Linked DNA regions of Homo sapiens: region 1 is linked to region 2. Evidence: read pairs that join two places in POLR2A ChIA-PET (ENCODE). Cell type or tissue: GM12878. All regions are shown on one strand. Links, peaks and the distances in the headings refer to the core of each region. The heading gives the core; the rest is flanking DNA. Region 1 has its middle 18 kb from the start of LINC02052. Region 2 has its middle 27 kb from the start of LINC02020.

Region 1 (5,377 bases), core at 140-5,139, 98 kb before region 2:
CCCTTTTTAAAGGTATTGGATTATTGAAAAAATACAGTGAGTCCATTGCTGGACAGAACGAGCTACACTCTGGATTTGTCTTCCTCACATTGTCCCTTAACTTGTTTCCCTATGCCCCAAAATATTTTCAGCTACAGATGAACTTGAAAGGCTTGATGAGACTCAACTCTTGCGGGAGCTAGCACAGTTCACACTGAAGCCTTGTACTTCATTTGGCAGTGGTCTCAACCTTGGCATCTCATTGGAATCAGCTGGAGGCAGTTTTTAACCATCTCTATGCCCAGGCTACATCCCAGGCATTTAAAATCATAATCAGTGGAAATGGATCCCAGACATCAGTAGTTAAAGCTCCCCAGACAATTCCAATGTGCAGGCAAAGTGCCACCCATTGTATATTTCATCTCATCGGCAAACCCATAGCATTGTTGATGCCATTGTTAGCGATCGTGATAAAACTGAGCAGCAGGATCAGCTTGTGGCAGCTTTATCTCTCCATGGAAAGTCCCCCATTAATAAACCGTCTGATTGTTTCATCTGCTTATGATTTTTGCCTAAACCAAATGGGATTGCAAAAAGATGACTTTCTACTTCTGCACTCTATTCAAATTTTTAAGCTTTTATGAAAAAGAACTTTCCCTTATCAACCTGGGCTTTTTGCTTACCCTGCAATACAATCCAGGCAAGGCAAAATAAATGCTCAATTTTTTTTCCAAGGGGTTAATCTCAAAAAGAATAATCGTATCTCTTTCTGAGATCGTTTGAAGGAGATGGGGTTGAAGACAAACATTCTTTGAGGTGGAGATCACAGTGGGAGGAGGAGTGGGAGGCACATCATAATAGGAGGTCAGGTCACCCTCAGTGAGTGGGGTAGGTGGGAAGAAAATAGAAGCCTGGAATACGTGCTGCTGGGAATGTGGCAGGCAGTTAATTATCATGGAAAGAAGGAGTACCGAATGGCCAAAGATCCAGCTGGGATTAGAGTGTGAGTTTGTGTTGGAACCAGGGATGGCAAATTTCTACAGCAGTGTTCAGCAGTGGAAGAGGATTTACCCAGCCTGGCTAGCACTGGAGTTGCCTAGGTGGGGACTGAAGGATATGGGGGTGAGGGAACTAAGGACCCAGGCAAGGCCACTGTGACAGCAGCGTCACGGTTTCTCAGTTCACATGCGTGGTTTCCCCTGCCTAGAGCATTCTCATGCGGCTGACCTCACCCTTCAGGACTCATGTCAGATGCCCTGGCCTCCAGAAGCCATCCCTGGCTTTCTGTGTCTGAGCAGCTCCTTTTCTGTGCTTCCACAGTCCCCAAAGCCGCCCTATCACAGTTCATATCACCAGCAGTCCAATGTTTACTTGGTTGTGTCTCTTATTAGACTGTAAGTTCTAGTTGAAGCCAGTTGAGTCCATGAGAGAAACAATGTGGGCTTTGGAGAGAGGGGGGTGTTGAGAAATAGCAGTGGCAACAGAAAGAACTCCTAAGAAAACATCACTAAAAACGCCACTATTGATCTCGTAACTGAGGGGGACAGCACATACATAAACTCATGCTTTCAAGTTTTTAAAACATGGCACAGATTGTGCCGGCCCCTTGCACAAGCCCCTCTGAGATGTTTCTAACACATTGGGAATAAAATTGCAAAGGCTCTCCATGCCCCCTGAGGACTTCCAGGCTCTGCTACTGTATTGTCCTGTCTCACTCTGCGCCTGCATTAGTGGGCTTCACGCTTTCTCAATCTCTCCCCATATGAGCCACTGTAGAGCCTTGGCTCTTGCTGTTCCCTCTGCCAGGGAACACTCTTCCCCCAGATATCAGCCTCCCTCTCTCCCTCTCTTCATCTGGTCTCTGCTGAAATATCACATCCTCAGAGACAACCCTCCCTGACCACCCCCTTACTCTCTGCCATTATCTGGCTTTCTTCTTCACGGTGCTGACCACCACGTGGCACTGTATTACTACTCAGCTGCTGATGGCTTACTGTCTGTCTCCCCAAGCAGAATGTGACACCACGATGGTGGGACCTTGTTCTTGTCCCCGCACTGTGTTTTCAGCACCTAGAACAGTGCCTGATGTGTGGTGGATATCCAAACATTATTAGTTGAATGTATGAACACACACCAAGTGCCTTTGAAAGGCAAAGAAAAATTTGAACTAGGAATGGGGTACAAGTTTGTCAGTACCCACAGCACCCCTTGAGCTCCACGGGATGAAGCACTGAGCCCCAAACAGGGGCAGGGCCAGGGCTGGAAGCAGCAGCAATGAGGTTCCATCCTCAGCACTGAGAACAGGGCCAGGGACATGGGATGGGTGAATGGAAGAAACAAGAGCCATGAAGATGCGTGTGAACCATGGGAAGTAGCCACTATGCACAGGGACATTGGGCACGGACACATGTGTTCAGCAAGTGTGGATTAACCCCACCCACACACCTATGGTCTCGATACTGAGTCAAGCACAGAGATACCTAGAGGAAGAAGACAGAAGTCTTCTCAAGTAGCCCGCAGAATAGAGGGGAAAACTGAGACATCAACAAGTAAAATGAGGTGTGACTGGTGCTGAAGTGGCCATATGATGTGGTGGTTACAATAAGCAGTTTGGGCCAGAGAGTAGCTCAGATTATGACTCAACCACACACTATCTGAGTGAGCTTAAGCAAATTATTTAACTTATTTTACAGAAGGGGAAACCAGTGACAGATTGGTTTCCTATAACCAAGGACAAATACCTGTAGATATGCTCAGTAAATCTCACTAAACCAATTATAGATTGGTTTCCCCATCTGTAAAATGGACAGCAATAATACCTATTTCATAGCATTGTGAAGATAATATGAGTGTGTGTGTACATAGATAGATAGATAGATGATAGATAGATAGACAACAGTACTTGGTACATAAGAAGTACTATATAAATGTTGGCTGGTATTTAATATTATTGTAAGAGATGTGTATATATGTGGAGACAGTGAGGGCACAAAGCAAGCAGGGGCAATGCTACCTGGGGTGTGGGAGCGGGCAGAGAAGACTCATACAGGGGAACCCCTGGAGCTGAAGCATGAGAATGAGTAAGTCTGCCACCTGCAGGGGAGAGGGGCCGTGTGAGGGGAGTGGTACGGGGGCTTGGAAAGCACTTGATCATATGTGGAACATCGGTTCAGAGGAGACAAGGGTGTAACAACCTGTCACTGGCAGGAGCAGAGGGTCTGGCCGGAGCAGAGCACAAGGCTTAGACCACCTCTGGAAGGGGCCCTTCCGAGGGGCCTGATTGCTGTTTCCAGCCTGTCCAGTGGAAGCAGCCACAGGATGGCTCCATGTCCCCAGAATAAACCAGGGCCCTTTGCAGCCTGACTGATTTTTCAAAGAAAGAAATGCAATTTGCTGGTGCTGGACAAGACATTAATTTTGTTCTGTGGGCTGCATGAGTCATTTAGGAACAAAGCACGAAATGTAGATACACTTTCCACAGCCTCTGCATGTCACTTCATGCCTGCCCAGGGCTGGACATTATTTCACGCAGCTCAGAAGACACACCATGGGAAAGGCCAGGGCTGGGCCCCTCCGAGCTGGAGAAACTGTGTCATAGACCCCCTGGGTCCAAACTCAACCCAACCCCATTTTGCAAGTTCAAAGAGAGAGGGGAACAACTGCCTCCTTTCATTCCATGGTGGGATTTTGGAGCCAGCAGGTGTGTGCTCCCACCTTGGCTGTGCTTCTTCTCATGTGACCTGGGACACCTCCCAGGACCCCTCAGCTTATCAGGCTTCCCATCTGGAAAGGGTGTGCAGGGACCTCGAATCAGAGCTATGATGAGGATGAATGAGATAGCACAACACTAAGGGCAAATACCTGCAGACTCAGAAATAGTGCTCAGTGAATCTTCATCCTGCTCCTCCCAACAGGTGTGGAGCACGGAGAAGATGGTGTCCTTTCTTATGTCTCTCCTCGAAGCCTTCAGGCCAGCCCCTTCCCTTCTCTGTACCTCAGTGTGGATCTGTGAGAAGAGGTACTCGAACCTGGTTGTCTCTAAGCACTCCATTGCCTTCCAGCGCTGTAGTCTAAACTGCTATGACTGCGAACAAACTTGCCTTGGGTGATGTAAAGAATGTGTTTGTGCCACTAATGGCTCCCAGCAGGTGTGAAATGAATCCAGGTTGTTGGTTCCAGTGGGCAGGTATTATTTGAATTGACAGTTACGTATTTAGGTTATGTATTTAGGGCTGAATCACAGACAGAGGCTGGAGAGAGGAACTAGCCCCTCCTGGGAGGAATGTGGCCCCTCCCAAGCCTACTCTCAGGCTTTATTGGTCCCCTGTGGGAAGAAGATGAAAGGACATTAGCTGTGTCTCAGAACAGGCGGTTTGTACCTGCCTAGAAGCAGAAGCAGAAGGAAGGCCCTCCCCACTCAGAGCTGTGTGACAAAATATCAGCCTTATTTCAGGCCCAGGACAAATTCAGCCTCCTCTAAGAAGTAGGTAGCCTGGCCTTCTTGAAAAAGCACATGTTTCAGACTCAGAATCTTGTCCTGGTTGTACCTCTTACTGGCTATGTGACTTCTGAGCAAGTTATTTAACCTTTCAGAACCTCAGTTTCTTCATTTGCAACATAGGGGTGACAATAATCCCATTCCTCACAGAGTTGTATAGATTAAACAAGGGGAGTATCCTACACATAGTAGGTACTCAACAAATGGCAGCTGTGTGAAGCCTTTCTAGGGCCCCCTCTGGTTGCAAAATCTCATCCTTCTCTATATTTCTATGATAATTGCTCAGTGGCATACTAGAGGCTCAGGACTGGTCATAGATTTGCCTTCATCTCTGTTAAATTCTAAGTTTCTAGGGAGTGAGGATTGCTTTAATTCACATCTGATCCCCCAGTGTGCCTGGCACAGAGTAGGTGTTCAATTAAAGCTTCCTGAATTAAATGGGATTCAAACTCCCAGAGAAGAAACCATATTTCTCTCCTTGCCAACCTCCTCGAACCAGCCTCGCTTCCTGGCTCCTGCTGTCTAGCCAGGTGCCACTGAGCCTGTGTGAGTGTGCAGGCCTGGCCCTCAGGACTGAATATGCCATGGGGACCCAGATCACAGGACAAACTTGTGCAGCGGGAAGGACTCAGGCCAGCCATGACCTGCCCAGGGGCCCATCTTCTGTCTCTTTAGCAATAAATCGTGAGGTGAAACAATCAAGCCCACCACACTCTGTTTAGGCCAAAGTAGCTGTTCTCGTCGTTTCTAATGGAAGCCTCCAGCAGAACATCACAGTTAATTGCAAAGAACGGTGAGTCACACAAAGCGGCCTGGAAGGAGAGGGCAGCCACTGTGAAAGGACAAAAAGTCCCACCAGAAGGCAGCCTAGGACCAGCTCCGGTGTCCGGGGAACTGCAG
Region 2 (5,377 bases), core at 126-5,125:
ATCTTTAGATGCAGCCATAGATAAGTCATCTATAGATGGGGGTGATGGGGGTGTGCATGCTCCAATAAAACTTTATTTACAAAAAGTGGTGGGAGAGAGAAACAAAGGGCCATAATTTGTTAACCCTTGATTTAGACTGGTGAAGGCCTCGATGAGGAAGCTGGATGTTATTATCAGTGTGGGTTTTAAGCAGAGGAGTGATAGAGTCTGATTTATATTTTTAAAAGGATTGCTCTGTTCTATGGAGGATGGACTGGAAGGCAAGGGAGGAAGCAGGGACCTGGGAAAGAGGCTGGTGAAATAGTCCAGGGAGGGATGGCAGAACAGCAGAGGTGCTGAGAAGTGACCAGATCCTGATTATACACTGCATTAGAACCAGCAGGATTACAAATGAATTGAGTGTAGGGGATGAACGAAAGAGAGGAATCAAGAATGATTGCTGGTTTTTTGGCTCTAGCAGCTGGGTTGATGATGCCACATATACTGAAATGGGGAACACTAGGGGAGAGGTATATTTTAAGGGATAAAAAGCAATCTATCAATTTTGTCCTTGCTAAGTTCGAGCTGCCTAACGGACAGGCAGGTGATGATGGCCAGCAGGCAGTGGTGTTTGCACATCTAGAACTCAGCGAGAGATCCAGCTAGAGATAGAAATTTGGCAGTCGACCAGGTGCGGTGGCTCAAGCCTCTAATCCCAGCACTTTGGGAGGCCGAGGTGGGCAGATCACCTGAGGTCAGAGGTTTAAGACAAGGCTGGCCAACATAGTGAAACCCCATCTCTACTAAAAATACAAAACAATTATCCAGGAGTGGTGGCTGGCGCCTGTAATCCCAGCTACTCAGGAGGCTGAGGCACTAGAATTGCTTGAACCCGGGAGGCAGAGGCTGCAGTGAGTTGAGATCATGACACTGCACTCCAGCCTGAGTGATAGAGCAAGACAAAAAAAAAGGAGAGAGAGAAAGAAAGAAACAAGGGAAGGAAGGAAGGAAGGAAGGAAGGAAGGAAGGAAGGAAGGAAGGAAGAAAGAAAAGAAAAGAAAAGAAAAGAAAAGAAAAGAAAAGAAAAGAAAAGAAAAGAAAAGAAAAGGCAGGCAGAAATTTGAGAGTCATCAGAGTGCCAGGATGGGCATCCTCCAGTTTTCTCTAGGAAGGAGGAAATGAAGCCAGGAGGAACAAAGGTAGAATGCAGGTCCTTCCAGTACACTGAGGTGTGGTAGAGGCAGGGAGGACAGCAGAGGAGCCTGAGAAGGAACAGTCAGCAACCTGGGGACAAGCCAAGTGAGTGTGAGGGTCAAGGAATCACACCCGTTTCAAGAAGGAAGCCATGGGTGATTGCATCGAATGCTGCTGAGTGACTCAAGTAAGAGGAGGTTTCTGCATAGGACTCGCCAGAGGAGTCCCACAACTGTTGAACTGTCCAGGACATTTACAATATGATTCCGTTTCCAAAAATTCAAAACTGCAATTTACCCACAACTTCTTAGTAACACAAATCAGCTCAACATCTATTGAGTTGCTACTATGACTCACCTTTTTTGCTTAAAAATCCTTGGAACAAAGACAAGTTTGCAAAATGTCTTAAATCAAGCAGCCTACACTTAGAAGGAGAAAAGCCGGGTAATGATATTTTTAACTTGCAGGGGCTGTAGAGGTGATATGAAAAAAGAGCCGTTTTTTAATTTATATATAGCCAATCAGAATCAGACACGGTAGGGATCATAGAATTAATAACTCACAAAATCCACAGGTGATCTCTTTTAAGGCAATGATTTTCACCTCTTTCACCATTTAGATCCATCTTTAAATGTGAACTTCTCCTTCCTTTTCCCTGACAGCTTTAAGGAGGGGTTGATAATAGGAATTGAACTGGCCACAGGGCACCAGGCAAGGAATAAAGATCAGTGCACTTCTAGATGGTCATCGGTCTGGTTCTCTAGAGCGGCAGGAGGTACAGTCACAGTTCCCTGGTCAGGCTGGGCCGGCACCCACTAGGCATGCACCTGGCCCTGCTGAGGCAGCGATTCACATTTCCTGACTTGCATTCAAAAGGTTGTTCTTTCTGACCCAATTTGGTCATTGGCACAAGGGCGTCACCGCCTCTTGCCTCGTTCCCTTTCTCATTTCAGTCTCCTCCCTCCCCTGACACTGCTCCTTCTTCCTGCCCCAAGAAAAGCGGTTAGGTCTCCAGAGGCTGGATGGTGCGTAGTGAACAGAGTACCTGTTCTATGAAAAGAATTCTAAAGCTTTCCCCAGCTTCCACCTCAAACCGTGAGCTCTGCAAGCCCCGTCCCCCGGCCCCCCTCAACACACACACACCGCGCCCAGGGATCGATGAACTAAAAATAGCCGAGGCTTGTAAATGAACTGGAACCTTTTCTGCTGTGTTCTTAGCCCTTCACAGTCGTGGCAGGGACACAGGGAGGAGCACAAGCCAGAGCTGCTTATTTTTCCAGCCATGCCTGTTGGAGGCAAGCGCCCCCACCCCCTGCTGCTTGGTGGATTAATGATGGCATTTCCCCCCTCTAGCTTCCCATCTCCTGTGAAGTACAACTTGTCCTGTTCCGGGACGCCACTTGGCATTCCTCCTGGAGGAAGCGGATTTTGAGTTGCATTTCAAAAGAAATGTACTGTCACACTGGTGTGCTCTAAATTAGCGATCTCCCAGGGCAGTCAGGATAAGTCCCACTCCCTGCAGCTACAGTTCTCCCTGGAAACATTCCCTGCCTGGCATGGTGACCGTCTCCTCCCGTCTATCTTCTGATATTTTTTGAATATAGCCTGTTAGGTGCTATATACCATGTAAAATATTGCCGGGTACTGTGCCAGAGGCTTGGAGTTCACAGATGAATTAATACGGTTTATTTGTAATTCCTCATTTGTCCTGAGAGACATGGAATAGGGGAAGTGTGTTCCCTGGGTCTTTTGGGTACTGCCCAAGAGTAGCCAAGGTCAAGAGCACAGTGAGAAGGAGGCAGCCAAGGACATCTCCAGGGGCTGGGGGGAAGGAAGGCATTTCCCTTGGGGTCTGGGGTCCCCGGGAATGGCCTTGGCTGCTTCTGTCTTATGCTATATTTTGGCACCCAGTAGGCACTCCACACATGGTAATGGAGTACAGTGGTTAAGAGCACGTGGTTTTTGGAATCAGGCAGACCTGGGTTCACAGCCTGCCTTATGCCGCTTGCAGGTGACCCAACTTCTCTAGGAGTACGTTTCTTCATCTTTAAAACAGGGTTAATGATAGAACCTTCCTGATAAGGTGATTGTGAGGATGCAATGAGACTGTGTGTCTAAATCACTTGTTCTCTTGCCTGGCACAGGGTAAACAATAAATGGCATTATTTTAAAATATAGTGTATTGGCTGGGCACGGTGGCTTATGCTTGTAATCCCAGCACTTTGGGAGGCCAAGGCGGGGGGATCACCAGAGGTCAGGAGTTCGAGACCAGCCCGGCCAGTGTGGTGAAACCCTGCCTCTACTAAAAATACAAAAAATTAGCCAGGTGTGGTGGTGCTTGTCTGTAATCCCAGCTGTTTGGGAGGCTGAAGCAGGAGAATCACTGGAACCCAGGAGGCGGAGGTTGCAGTGAACCGAGATTGCTCCACTGCACTCCAGCCTGGGCGACAAAGAAAGATTGCGTCTCAAAAATATAATATATATATATATAGTATTAATAGAACACTTGAGGTACAGTAAGGCAAACAGACCAGTTGACAATTGCCATTAAGAGATAGTTTATTACAGTTCCCAAAAGGAGGGTGTATGCCATGCCATGGGGGGAGAGGGCCACAGGGAAACATCAGGAGGCGGAAGGAGGGGTAAACTGTGGGCAAGAGCTCTTATTGTGGTTTCATGGGAAGGAACAGGTCAGGCAGGGTAAGGGGGCTTCAGATTGACTGGTTTAAATAATTCCAGTGGCTCTGGTGCATAGGGGCTGTCTCTGTTGTCTGGTCCTGGCCCTGGGATGATTAGGGCAGGTGAGTAGTGACCCAGAGCCTTATCATGGAGGTGGCTGGAGCTTGGGCTCTGGATTGATTGGTTTGCATTTCCAAGACATACTCATGGACAAGTTGTTCGCTGTCTCTAGGAATTGACTCATCCAGGGAGGGGCAGTCCCTCCAGAGTCAGCAAGGCCCCAGGTGCCAAAGCATCAGAATACAGAAAGTAAAAGCCATGATTAATACAAGTACCTAGTATTTTTCTATACATATGTACACGGTACGAAGCTTAGTCCATAACAATGGGAAAGTAAGGTTACCTTTCTTCTAAATTAAGTTAAATCTTACTTGGAGACTTGATTCTGATGGGTACAGTAATTCACTCTCAGTTTCTTTTGGAGCTTCTCCTCACTGTCCAAACCTCAGCTCCAGGAAAGAGAGCAAAGGCCTCTCTGTCTTCTCCACCAGAGAAAAAGATGCAGGAAGGCGTCCCCAACCCTTCAAGCCACCGTTCGTCTCAGTTCCTGCTGAGATGCTCCCTGTCCAGGCCCTCTTTGTTCCTCAGGCCTGGGAAGCCTGGTGGGGTTGCTGTTTCTCTGCCTTCTGTGCTACATGAGGGTTATTACAGAGGCCAGGAGTCTCCCAGGTGCACCATTCCCCAGATTCCTCCAAGTCTGGGGAAATGTGGTCACGGGTCTGATGGAAGTTCTGCAGAGGGAGGACATAGACATGGTCGTCAGCTCAACCCCAGAGCCCTTCCCCTAGCCCACCCCCATGGTCTGGCCTTTTGGCTTCCTCATCCTCAACATCTCAGAGCCACTCCTCCCCTCCTTGCTATTCTCTTGGCCTAGAACTCACTTTTCCCTCTTCTTTGTCCAACTTGAGTTCACATTTATCTAACATTTATTGAGAACCTACTATGAGCCAGATTATCTACGTAACTCCATTTTACCTCATTACATCTATTAATTCTCACAACAGCCTATAATATCCTATTGATACCCATTTTACAGATGAGAAATCAAGGTTCCAAGAGGTTAAGTAATTTATTCACAGTCACACAGCTAGCAAAACCCAGCTCTATTTAACTGGAGAGCTGCTGTTCTGAACCAGTATGCCAGACTGTCTCATGCCAGGGTCACCTCCTCCAAGAAGCCTCCTCAGATTTCTCCCCCAACTTTGAACTAAGAATCTATGGGAAAACTCCAAGTTGCTCCTAACCAGACTGTTATGACTTTTACTTGTGCATACAGCTAAAGAACATTTCCCAACATCCCTCGCAGTTAGGTGTGATCATATGACTGAGTTCTCGCTAATGGAAAATTAGAATGAGTGAAGTGGTAAGGATCACCCCCAGGCCTGCTCATAAAAACCTCCCGTGTGCACTCTTTCCACATCAGCTTGTCCAAAGCAACCTTGGGGCCACATGTCGAAGACAGCAG

What was found. Peaks named below come from ENCODE experiments on the same cell type or tissue, not always from the same donor. Only the 100,000 strongest peaks of a DNase experiment are listed, where the experiment ranks them.
Region 1: POLR2A ChIA-PET joins it to region 2 with 8 read pairs; 1 of 35 experiments calls an interaction of 5 or more read pairs at or near these places.

Annotation. Positions count from the first base shown.
Region 1 is chr3:186,508,567-186,513,943 of GRCh38, reverse strand. No RefSeq gene overlaps it. Among named protein-coding and RNA genes, the nearest start is that of LINC02052, 18 kb to the right of the region's middle. RefSeq lists enhancers at 1,928-2,357, 2,918-3,007. In GM12878, for the core only: CTCF peaks have their summits at 3,070 (motif pointing left) and 3,272 (motif pointing right); DNase peaks (open chromatin) are centred at 2,463 and 3,375; H3K27ac peaks cover 716 bases.
Region 2 is chr3:186,410,946-186,416,322 of GRCh38, reverse strand. No RefSeq gene overlaps it. Among named protein-coding and RNA genes, the nearest start is that of LINC02020, 27 kb to the left of the region's middle. RefSeq lists an enhancer at 1,468-2,187. In GM12878, for the core only: no CTCF peak of the experiment used is centred there; a DNase peak (open chromatin) is centred at 2,062; H3K4me3 peaks cover 703 bases.